Linked DNA regions of Mus musculus: all the other regions are linked to region 1. Evidence: chromatin loops called from intact Hi-C (ENCODE). Cell type or tissue: gastrocnemius. All regions are shown on one strand.

The links. Hi-C counts contacts between places; a loop is a spot of excess contacts. Peaks named below come from ENCODE experiments on the same cell type or tissue, not always from the same donor. Only the 100,000 strongest peaks of a DNase experiment are listed, where the experiment ranks them.
Region 2: it touches region 1 in a loop (3-fold over the local background); 23 of 42 quality-filtered maps call a loop at or near these places.
Region 3: it touches region 1 in a loop (3-fold over the local background); 24 of 42 quality-filtered maps call a loop at or near these places.

What each region holds. Positions count from the first base shown.
Region 1 is chr7:119,847,333-119,851,332 of GRCm38, forward strand. Rexo5 (RNA exonuclease 5) reads left to right here. Exons shown (of 20, transcript NM_001370778.1): 20 at 1,400-1,611. The coding sequence ends at 1,481. Among named protein-coding and RNA genes, the nearest start is that of Dcun1d3, 46 kb to the right of the region's middle. In gastrocnemius, a CTCF peak has its summit at 1,964 (motif pointing right); a DNase peak (open chromatin) is centred at 1,956; H3K27ac peaks cover 1,691 bases.
Region 2 is chr7:120,053,639-120,057,638 of GRCm38, forward strand. It overlaps Dnah3 (dynein, axonemal, heavy chain 3), which reads right to left. Exons shown (of 61, transcript NM_001370806.1): 19 at 965-1,056. Among named protein-coding and RNA genes, the nearest start is that of Dnah3, 40 kb to the right of the region's middle. In gastrocnemius, a CTCF peak has its summit at 2,090; no DNase peak of the experiment used is centred here.
Region 3 is chr7:120,096,485-120,100,484 of GRCm38, forward strand. No RefSeq gene overlaps it. Among named protein-coding and RNA genes, the nearest start is that of Dnah3, 3.2 kb to the left of the region's middle. In gastrocnemius, CTCF peaks have their summits at 1,526 and 2,105 (motif pointing right); DNase peaks (open chromatin) are centred at 1,544 and 2,109; H3K27ac peaks cover 428 bases.

The DNA of each region.
Region 1 (4,000 bases):
TGGGTTATATGTCTGATTCTAGCCCACCTCTGTTGATTGGAAGTTTTGGTTTTGTTGCCCATGCTTGGTTGGCTTCAGATTGAGTATCAAGAGTTGGTAGTCAATCCTTCAGATACTAAATGTTGATTTTGGATTGGATGAACAGGGTTAATTCCAATTCAGTGGTAAGCAGGAACAGTAAATGCGTTGCATAGCTGTTATACAAGCCGAGCCAATTGGGTGAGCCAAGGTCTTAGCTAAGCAGGAACATAGGGTCACTAACAGTGAGCCTCAGGCTTAGGAACAGGGCAGGTAGGTAAGTGTTTAGGATACTCACCAAAGTTAGCCAGGACACAGTATGTTTACACCCATAAGGTTTGGTGTGGTGCAGGTGGGCAGGGATCCAGGAAACTCACTGGCTGACACATGGAGATCTGTCAAACCCTTAATAAGCAAGTATTGTGCTACATAGATAGACTCTGGGTCAGAATTAAATTATTCATGTTCTTACTAAGCACAAACATTGCAGTAATGCCTCTGTTAAGTAATTTACCAAGGTCACTCAGTAAGTGTAACTAGTCAGGCTTTCAACCATAATGATCTGACTCCAGAAACCTGCATAAAAGACTTAGTACTTACTAACTTGCTAGTTAACCATTTGTGTTTTACTCATTTTCTGCCTGTCTTGTATCAAAAAGCTCCATTAGTTCTCTTAACCCAGTCCTATGAATATTCATAAAAATGTGACCGTGAACTAACAGGTATCAAAGCACTATTCCAATAACATGCATCATTAAAGAAGCAATAGAAAGATTTTCAAGTAGTACTAACAAAGCTTTAAGTAAACTGAAAAGACTAACACTAGTTTCTAGGGACTCTAAGGACAGATTCTCATTACTGAAACCTGGTTCTTATTTGCAACTGTATGATTTAAACAAGTTATATCTGAGTCTTTCCTTGGAAGATGGAATGAATACTTGTCTTTTTAAAACTTAAAAGCAGCCCAGTGATACAAGTGTTTAAAACTGTCCATACTTGATTTTACAAAAGAACCCAGTAAATGCTGGTTACTACTATGCTTCTTTAAACCTTGGTGCCACTGATCTGTTAAGTGGCAGAGCTAGGATATGAATCAGGCTTCTTCACTGAGCCCTCTCCAGCAGGCAACTTTACAAAAGCTGCCTCTTGGTGTATGGCACATGCCTACTTAAAAACTTACTTCCTCAGCCAGGGGATAGTGGCACACACTTTTAATCACATCACGCAAGAGGCAGAAGCAGGTGGATATCTATGAGTTTGAGGCCAGCCTGGTCTACAGAGTGACTGTGTAGCCAAAGCTACACACAGAGAAAACATTGACTTGAAAAAACAAAAGGCAAAAAAACAAAACCCAGCATGTCTTTGTTTTTATTTATTGCAGTGCTTTTGGGTCGCACCCTGGCCTAGGACTGATGAAAATAAAAGAGGAAGAAGAAAGTGATACCCCAGGCGTGAGAGTGTGAGTCTCTGCACTTTCCAAGTGCCATTTCACATGCAATGATGGCAAGCCTCTCCCTCTTTCAGATAGCTTTGGGATACCCTCTAAAGTATATTGTCATGTTCAAAATTCCAATAAATGCCTAAAACTCAAAACATTTCCTCCTCTTAGATGTGGTGGTGGTGGTAATGCTGGGGGAGGGTGGGGGTGGATGAGTATTTTGTGTCTGAGTTTATTACACAGGTACTGATTGATTCCTGTAGCACTACCATTAAATGACATATACTGAGGCCAAGAAAAGAAAATCCAGCCAGTTTGTCAAGTTTCTGTAAGTAACTGGCTAAACTGTTGACTCCTTGGCATCTGTTAGAAAAGGGGGCCAGGGGGTGGAGATAGGCTGAACAAACATCTGGCAAAAGCAAAGAGAGTGGAAGAGACTTAGCTTTCAATCCCATGTTTGGGAATTCCTCCTCCTTGGGATATAGCTGCAGCATCACTCTTCACCAGCAGGTGTCCCCATCGGACAGGGCACTACTTGGAAACTGGAAACTTCAAACTCACAGTGCTAAGTTTTAAGGTGACTCTCACAGGTAATGCTGTGTTGGAAAGATGGGACATGGCTCCACAATTCCTAATCTTGTAGATATTAACTGATCCTGAGAAAGTAAATTCAGACACACACACCAAGAACCTTGCTTTGTATACACAGATCCTATAATTCCACTTGAAAAAGTGAGAGTAGTTAAGATACTTGTATTAAAAAAAGGGGAGCGGGGCGTAGGGTAGAAGATACCATAGGGTTATTAGAAAGGAATGAGTGTGCACACATCCCCCTTCAAATCCTAGCTGTTTTAATTATTTGCTCAATATAAGTTGAATACTATTAATTCACAAGCAGATGCTAGTATCTCATAGAATTATTATTATTTGGCTTTTTGAGACAGGGTCTCACTTTATGTAGCTAACCAGGCTGTCCACTATGCTGGTCTCAAACTCAAAGAGATCCACCTGTCTCTGCCTTCTGAGATCAAAAGCACCTCATCGGGCTCTCAGAATTTACCATGGAGATAACTTCACTTAGTTGTTCATAGTTGTGCATGTGAAGGGGTACTATATAGTTTTGATTCCTGATGTGTAGGGTAAATATACAAAGCTATGCATACAATTAGAACCCAGCCTGGAATGCTATATGCCAGGATGTTAACAGTATTTCTGAATAGTATGACAGGTAAATCATATTTTACAAAAGGCTTTGATATCTGAGGTTAAGAACTAAAAACAAAACAAGAAAACCCAAGCAAGCTTGGTGATGCATGTACTCTGGAGGCAGGGACAGGTGGATCTGAGTCTGAAAGCCAGGCCACAAGGCTACATAGTGATGCCCTGGTTTTTACTTTAAAAAAAAAAGTTCAGCATTATTATAGTTAGGAGAGAAAAGAAATAGTTCTGAAACTTTAAAGTTGGGCACTTAGATAGTGTTTAACCCTTAAATGTATGTAGCCTCTCTATAAGTTGGACCCTAAGTAGAACAAAGGTTTGATGTGAAATTGACACACATTTTCCTGGAGTCCTCCACTGGAGGAAACTTGGGCTAACTTGAGTTTCTTTTCCAGCTTGGGTTCAATTAGTATCTACCCCTTGAGGCTCCGGTCCAAATAGACAGTGCCTCTCCTGGACATAGACAGGCCTGGGTTAGAACTTTGGTTCTGTTGCTGTGTGTTTGGGTCATTCTGAGTTCATTTCCATAGCTGTATAAGATGAGGAAATACCTACTTTTAATAAGTATGAGACTTCAAAGTTCCATTTGTGGAACATGTCAAGAACAGCAGTAAAAATGCTATTTTCCTATGAGACCCTGCTTAAAATGGGAGCTCAGAACCTACTTCATGGTTGTTAGAAAAAGTCCAACTTAAGAGCACATAAGTGGCAAACATTAGGGGATTTTGCAAACTGTTCCAAGAAGCCATCAAGGCACTCTGAACCTAAGGCACTCCATTTCCTTCAGAATGGATGAGGGTTTCCCCCAGGCCCCAACTGCAAAACTGAAGAAATGGACCTGGCCCGCAAAAGCCTCCGAAGATTCTGCACACTGTGTTCTTCCAGCTGATGCTCCCACCTTTTGGAAACCAAAGCTGCCAACTTGGCCTCTTGCAAAACACACATTCCATTCATACGTGCGTTTGCACATTGTTCCTCCCACACCCTTCTAGGCAGCCAATGCTGAGCTGCCAAGACAGCTGCCCAAGGAGCAGTCTTAAGGAAAGGGCAACTCAAGAGGTTTTTACAGAACCCAATTTGGTTTCGAATTCCTGTCCCTATATTGGGATTGTTCAGAACACTAAGCTACATTTGTTTATTTCCTTGACTCTCTGAAAATGACCTCTTATAAAATAAATAGGAAAGTCAGTGTAAATTTGGAAAATAAAAAGACACACTTAACTACCCAGAATCAATGACTGCCAATATTTTACAAGGTTAAGTTTTTTCTGTCATTATTCAGATCTTTTTAAATAGCTGAATAATATAGTAAGTAATATAACTCAT
Region 2 (4,000 bases), 210 kb after region 1:
CAGCCCTGGGCGCCACGCCCTGAGGACCATGAGCATCTTCCTAGGTATCCAAGTTGTCTAACAGACTTAAGTTGAGGTAGTGTAAAGTCTCTCCATCTATTGCTTTAAAGCAAATGTAGAAAGCAAATAAAATTCTGAACATCACTGTTTTTAAAAATAGCATTTGAGGGGCTGTGAGACGACTCAATAGAAAAGCACATGCCATACAAGCATAAGGACCTGCATTATAATAACCCACAACATCCAGGTTAAAAAACAAAACCAAAAAACTTGTAGTGAGTTATGATGGCACTCTTAAAGTCCAAGCACTGAGGAAGCAGAGACTGGAAGATCCCTGAGGCTGACTGGCCAGAAAGCCTAGCCTACTTGGCTCCTAAGGAATGACACCCCAGGTTGACATCTGGCCTTCATTTGAAAACACACACACACGTACACACACACACACACACACACACACACACACACACACACACACACACACACACACAAATATACACCCATCACACATCTCTTTCCTCACACTCCCAAACATACATATGCCCCCCCCCTCCTCACAGACTCTAGTAGAACTAAAAATAGCCATTCAGATAACACAAATTCTCACACTCGAGTTTCAGGGCACTTGGGGAGGGAGAAAACAAAGAGAGCATTCATCATAGTGTGTTTCCTTGATTTTAGCAGCTGGAGAGTCACTCCTTGTTTGCTGTTTGTGGAAACTGAGGCCCATAAAGGCTCAGTGATTTCTGCTCCAAGTACTAAGAGCTGGGATCACAGTTCATTTTTAGTTTTCCTTTGAAATAAAATCCCTGACTCTTTTTCTAGTCCCCACTACAGCAGAAAAAGAGCTAGCCACTTAACTAAGTCAGCCCAAGTGGGGTTCATTAATGGTTAATTCACCTTGAATCAAGAAATCACAGTGACCCCTGAACCAAAACCCATCTGGAAGGGAGGGGTAAACCCTTACTTATCAACAAATTTGCCGAATCCATATTCCAGCATATTGGCGAGGCACGTGGTCTCTGTGGGCTTTATCTCATAGCCAACAATGTCACTGATCTGCAAAGAAAGGAGAGGAGACGAGAGGTAGCTATGTGACATAGTGCTGTCCAATAGGATGGCTATAAGAATGGGAACCTTTGTCATCTGTCCTGGCCAGTGTGGTACCACTAACAATCCGGGAGGCTGTTGAATACTAAAACTGGGGCTGGTGTTTGAAGGACTGAACTGTTTGTGTTCAATTCATTGTAACCAGCTCACATTCAGTTAAATGGTCACATGGAACTGGTGGGTCTGACAGTGTAGGTCGGGGGGGGGGGGGTCCCAGATGCTGTTGCAGAGCCTCACTCTGCTTTTCTTCTTTTGTCTTCCTATTGAGTCATGAGCACCCGAAGTCTGGAACAGGGCCTCAGTTGTACTTCAGGGGCCTATGGAAAGCTCAGCCTGTGATCCAAGCTCAGTGAATGTTTGCTGAGTAAGGGGGATCATCTGTCAGTCATGCTCTCCAGTGCTCTGAGCTGAGGAGGATTCCCCTTTGAAAGCTCTCCCTACACTGGGGTTGTGATCTCAGCTACTCAGGAGTCTGAGAAAGGAGAATCAATGTTTCTAGCCTAGGCTATGGAGTGAGTTCAAGGCCAGCTTGGATGATTTAGAGGGATCTTGTCTCAAATTTAAAGCAAAAGGTTAGTCATGGCACAGTAAACCATAGTGCCTAGATTTAATCCCAGGACTCCCAAGACACAACAGAATAAGAAAAGCTCTCCCTGTCCTCTCCGGGTGTATGTGGGGGTGGGGTGGGGGTGGGGGGAGAGGCTATTTGTCAGGATCCCCATCTGGCTGGTGTGGTACTTCTTCTGGCTTACCTCTTCAGTAAAAATACTCCTAAGAAATATCTGAGCTGAGTTTTGCCTCTATTAGGCTGCCAGAGGATTAGAAAATGCCAGCGCAGAGAGGAGTGTGAGCCCCATGTCACATCCTCTCTTACCCGGTGTCCTTGGCACCTGACATTTGGTAGACACCAGTAAGTATTTATGGAGGAAAAGCCTGATTAAACCAGAGAGCTCAATTGGCTTCCAGTCTGGGTTCTGGGGACCTCTGGAGGATCAGTATGGTAATAGAGTAAAAATAATGAGCATTTATTGGGGGCTCATTTTGAATAATATTGTTTCAAGGGCTTCAAGCACTTATTTTGGTCTTATAGCACCACAGATAGCAAGTAATGTGTTACCTCGATTTACATCTAAGGGATCTGAACTGGAAGAAAGATCTTGTCTAAGACTGTCCACTTAATAAATAGCAGAATTGGGATTTGGATCCAACTCTGACTCTAATCAATGTTTTCCACAAAACTCTAATGTCTCCTAGAGGATTCTTATGTAAAATTGTTTGTGTTGTTCTCTGAACAGCTCTGGACAAAGGTAACATTCGACAGAATTTTCTAGAACACAGTCTGCATGGATGTTCCTGGTAGCCTTGACCTTTCTCTTATTGAAAACGTTTATTTAGTGTGTGTGTGTGTGTCTGTGTGTCTGTGTCTGTGTGTCTGTGTGTGTGTGTCTGTCTGTCTGTCTGTGTTTGTATATCACACACACTTGGATATTGTGCACACATGTGGAGGTCATAGGATGATTTGTAGGACTTGGCTTTCTTCTTCTGACATGTGGTTCCTGGGGCTCAAACTTAGGCTATCAGGCTTAGTGGCAAGTTCCTTTACTTGCTCATCCATCTTGCTGGCCCCATTTATTCTCTTATACACTAAAATACAGCAACACTCCGACTATCTCTGGGACAAATTACAGTTACATAAAGTACTTAGCATAGTAACTGGCCCACAGTGAGGACTCAGAGATTGGCAGGATTTCTGAATTCTTCTTTTTTTTTTAAATAATTATAAATATTGACAAGACATTTGTTTCTCTAATTTTAAGATCCTTGAAGTATACTGTCTATGTAGACATCAGTCACTTATGGCCTCTGAGAATCTCAAACGTGGCTCATCTGAATTGAAATGTGCTTTGAATGTAGAACCAAACATTTCACACTATTGATTTCCAAGTTGGTGGATACATAAATGATAGCATATACTAGCTTAGGTAGCATATATCTATAAAATCTATTTTGCTCATTTCCCTTCACTTAATATATAAAGTATGGCTTGGGGATGTGACTTAGTGGAAGAGAACTTGCCTAGCATGTGTAAGTTACTAGACTCAAACTTCACTACTGCAAAAAAAAAGAAAAGAAAAAGTTGCAATCTTTTAGTGTGGCTACTAGAAGCATCAGTATGATGTGCAGCTAGTTCTATTCTTAGGGACAGCACCTCTGAGCTTTCGGGCCAGTTTTGGTCCATAACACTGGCTACCCGTTAATGTGATGTGTTTCCTTGTTCCGTCTTGTTTTAAATGAAATCAGCAAAACCTTGTTGATATTTAAAGTCTATAACTCAAGCACAGGTACTAGTAGTTTTTGCTGTGAAAGTTCAAATGGCCAGAAGCCACACCCCAGCTGTTCTGGGACCCAAGAAGATCTGTCCTCAGGCCTTGAGAGATAACAGGTGGCTTAGTTTTTGGAGCCTTTTGCCAGAACCAGAATCTATGTAAATAGTCTCCTGAGTGAGGCATTAGGAAGATGGTGGTTTTGCCAGGCTTGGGACTGAGTGGAGACAAGCCATAGTGTATCTGGTGACACATGTCCTTTCTTACCTGCTCAGCCTATTGGGTATACACTTTAGAGACTCATCCCTTCCTGCCTGGGGCCACTATTAGTTTTAGTTACTGTTTTCCTCCTCATTTCTAGGGGTGTCTAACCCTCATGTCATCGATTGACTTAAGCCAAACAGACCCATATTCCAATTCACTTCTGGTCCACTAACTAGCTACATGACAAATTACTTAATATTTCAAAGGGTTGTTAAGAATGAAATGGGAGGCCAGGCGTGGTGGCACACTCCTTTAATCTCAGCACTCGAGAGGCAGAGGCAGGCAGATTTCTGAGTTCGAGGCCA
Region 3 (4,000 bases), 250 kb after region 1:
ATAGTCACAGGCACACAAGCACTTATACTTAACACACACCTACCCAAGATTCACCATTGCACCAGCATCCAAAGGGCTTATTAAATGGCTGCTTTCAAAATTCTTTCAAAACCAAGTTAGACTTGTTAAATTCCTTCAGGATGCTGTGGTGCATGCCTGTCTCCCCATCTCCTGTTCCCTTAATTCCATGCTCGAGGAAAGTAAAACAGAGATGCAAAGTTTTCTGACCTTGACTCTTCTTTATCAGAGTGGATACAACATGAAACTTTTCTTTACTGTTCTTTCCACAGAGCAACTTCCCAAGGCATAAATGTTTTCAGCTCCATTAAAAACACCAAGCAACTCAGAATTTTTCCACTTTATGCTCAAGGTTCTGCTCTCTATACTTTAAAGTAACCTGACCTTCCTCATTCCTTATGATAATATTTCTTACCATAAAGTACACAAAGGGTCTGGGATGTGGCTCGCATGTAGTAGAACACTTGCCTAGCACATACAAGGTCTGGCTTTGCTGCTCAGCACATAAATAAATTGTACAGGATCAGCCCTTTGTGTCAGTGAGCTGCACAGACTTGCATCCATGTGTGTGAAGGGTAGAGAGAAGCATGGGGCTAATGAGCCCATGGGCTCCTGGGTAAGGAGTCAGGCTCTTGTCTGAAATATTGTAATGTGCTTTCAACACTAGCTGTGTTCAAAGATATTAAAACCAGACCTTCTGTTCACTGATGGATGTGATCTGCGGGTGTTCGTGCCCACCACATGAGAGGAGAGGTCAGCTGGATTTAGGTCATGTTCCCGCTCTGGCTATTAACAGTTAAAGTGAATGCATTGCTGAAGACATCCCACCCCCCACCCCCAATTTCTTATTCTTCATAGCCAAGTGCTCAGGATAGATCTCAGAGGGGTGAAAAAATTGCTTAACTAGAACAAGTATGTTAGGTCCATTGGGGCTAGTATGACCGCTACAGGCTGATGACTTATTAAAAAAGAAAACCAACAACAAGAAACATTTCTTATAATTCAAAAGGCTGGAAGTCTGAAGTCTGGGTGTCAGCATGGTGAAATTCCGGCAGGGAGTCTAGACAGCTAGCTTTTTGTTGTGTTCTTTCCTAGTACCCTAGTAGAAAGAGGTAAAGTTCTCGCTCCTCTCCTTCCTTTTCTTCTCCTCTCCGCTCTTCCCCTTATAAGGCATTGATCTTATTCATAAGGGCTTGCTTCATCTCCTTGACTTATTGACCTCGAAAAGGTCCCCACCCCACCACCTAGTACCATCACATCAGGGGATGAAGGGATAAAAATATTCAGTCCACTGCTGTAAGAAGCTGTGGAAAGGCCTAGGAGACGCTTCCCATGGGTTTATTTTATAAATCCTTCGAATGTTCCTCAAGAGTCAAGTTCTTGATGCTACAGAGGTGCTAGTAGATTCCCCACCCCCAAGAGGAGAAATGGAAGCAGAGGCAGCGACTCTCCAGGAGAAGCACAACAAAGATGCACGGGGAGGAGGATTAGAGGATCAAAGAGCTGTCCCTAGGTGGCACCCTTGAGCTGAAATCCCAGAGACGCCTCAATATTCCACAGCTTGGTCTAAGGAAAACAAACCCATCCCCAGCTCCCTGGGTGAGGACTGTGTGGTACTGCAGCTACCGAAAGTGTAAAGCCAGACGAGAGTGCCTGAAACTAAAAACTTCAGGGACACGCCCTTGACTACTCATGGTCCACTGTGTGCTTCATTTCCCCTTTCTGATGTCAGTGGAATTGGAGTGAAATTCCTTAAACTTCTTACCACCCCCATCAGTCATCTCCAAGCTCATTTTTTTTTTTTTTGTTACCAGCTTAATTATTTCTTGGAACATAAGGTGGCTGAAGTAACATCAATTTCTCCTAGTGATAGGGATTAGATACACAACCCAAGGGTATGCCAGGAAAACAACCTACCACCATCTCCCAACCTCCTGGAATGTATCTGTAAAGCATTTATTAATTTATTTATCTATTCGTTTATTTATTTACTTACTTACTTACTTACTTACTTAATGCGTATGTGTGTTTTGTTGGTACGTGTTTTTTCACCACATGCATAGAGTGCCCACTGCGGCCAGGAGAGGGCGCCAGATTCCTTGGAACCGGAGTCACAGTTAGGGTTATGGCCTGCTTTGTGAATACTGAGTATGGAAGCTCGGTCCTCTGGGAGAGCAAGCAGGGCTCTTAACCGCTGAGCTACCTTCCTACCCTTCCTTCTCCTCCCATGAAATGTTTTTGAGTCCCTATTATGTGCTTGATAGGTACGCAGTTCTTTAAAGGTATCTTTTCTGTTGTCTTCAGTAAAACCCCCATGGTTTCTCTTTTTTACCCAGAGTTACTCTTCAGGATGCAATGGGTACAGGGCCTTTGGGTGAAAAGAACCTGAGAACTTGTGATGGTTTGTATATTCTTGGACCAGGGAGTAGCACCATTTGGAGCTATGGCCTTGTTGGAATAGTGTGTCACTGTGGATGTGGGCTTAAGACCCTCACCCTAGTTGCCTGGAAGTCAGTCTTCCACTAGCAGCCTTTGGATGAAGACATAGAACTCTCAGCTCTGCCTGAGCCATACCTGCCTGGATGCTGCCATGCTCCCACCTTGATGATAATGTACTGAACCTCTGAACCTGTAAGCCAGCCCCAATTAAATGTTTTTTTATAAGACTTGCCTTGGTCATGGTGTCTGTTCACAGCAGTAAAACCCTGACTAATACAGAAGTTGGTACCAGGGACTGGGGTATTGCTGTGCCTGACCATGCTTTTATTTGAAAGAATGTGGATTTTGGGACTTTGGATTTGGAAAGCAGTGAAATCCTTCAAATGGGGCTTAATGGGTCATCCTAGTAGGAATATGGAAGACTTTGTTGATGGGAGTGATTTGACCTGTGTTGACCTGGCCCAAGAGATTTCAAAGGAGAAGAATTTCAGAATGTGGCATAAAGACTGTTTTTGTGAAATTTTTGGTGAAGAATGTGGCTACTTTTTGCCCTTGTCTGAGAAGTCAGCCTGAGGCTGAGGTGAAGAGACTCAGATTAATTGCATTGACAAACGAAGTTTTTAAAAAAGCCCAGCTTTGTTCTCTGGCTAATTAATAGGAAGAGAAGTTTGAACAATCACAGCAAGCTTAGAAAGGAAAAATATAAAATATATGGTTCGAATATTAAAGGGGTGCCAGGAAGTGAAATAGAACAAAATCTTGTGTTCTAGGAGATAACAGATTAAGGGAGTGGGACTTTGGGGCAAGATCCTACCCAGCTAAATTTAGATCCATCATGGTGGTACACACCTTTAATCCCAGGAGACAGGAATGCTGATCTCTGCATTCAAGGTCAATCTACAGAGCAAGAACCAGGATAGCCAAGCTTAGGCAGTGAAGGATTTAGAAAACATAAAGCTAGTGATAATGTAATAGTACAAGGGGATCATGTTCTAGTTCCTGTAAGCAGAAGACCTCAGCAGCTTCAGCCATGTGGCTCTGGCTCTAGAGTTAAGAATGGAAGGAACTACTGGGACAATTGATGCTGGTCAGCTGGAGCTAAGAAATTAGCAATGATTAAGAAGAGACCGGCATCACTGAGGTGAAATCTTCTGAGAATTGTTTTCTGGGAGCACAAAGAAGCTGTGTTCCAGAGATAGCCAAGGTTGTATCTTGTGCTGCGGCTGGACTTGGTAATGTGTTAGAGTCACTTAGGTGGTACTGGTTTTGAAGGCATGAAGGTGTCAGGAAGAAGAGCTGAAGCTCAGCACTGTGAGAGGTCATGGAAGGCCATTGGAGAAGGTGTAGCCTCAGCTGTAGTTGATGGCCCAGGACTGAAGGGGTCATGCAAAGGATTTGAGGTTTGACACCATGAAGAGAGCCTATGAGAGGCTATTGGGGAAGCCTAGTTGGAGTGGAACACCCCAGTGTATTGGAGATGTCAGTACCATGGGATGATCACCAAGAACAGCAGATGTAGTGGAGTGGATCAACCTGAGCTTAG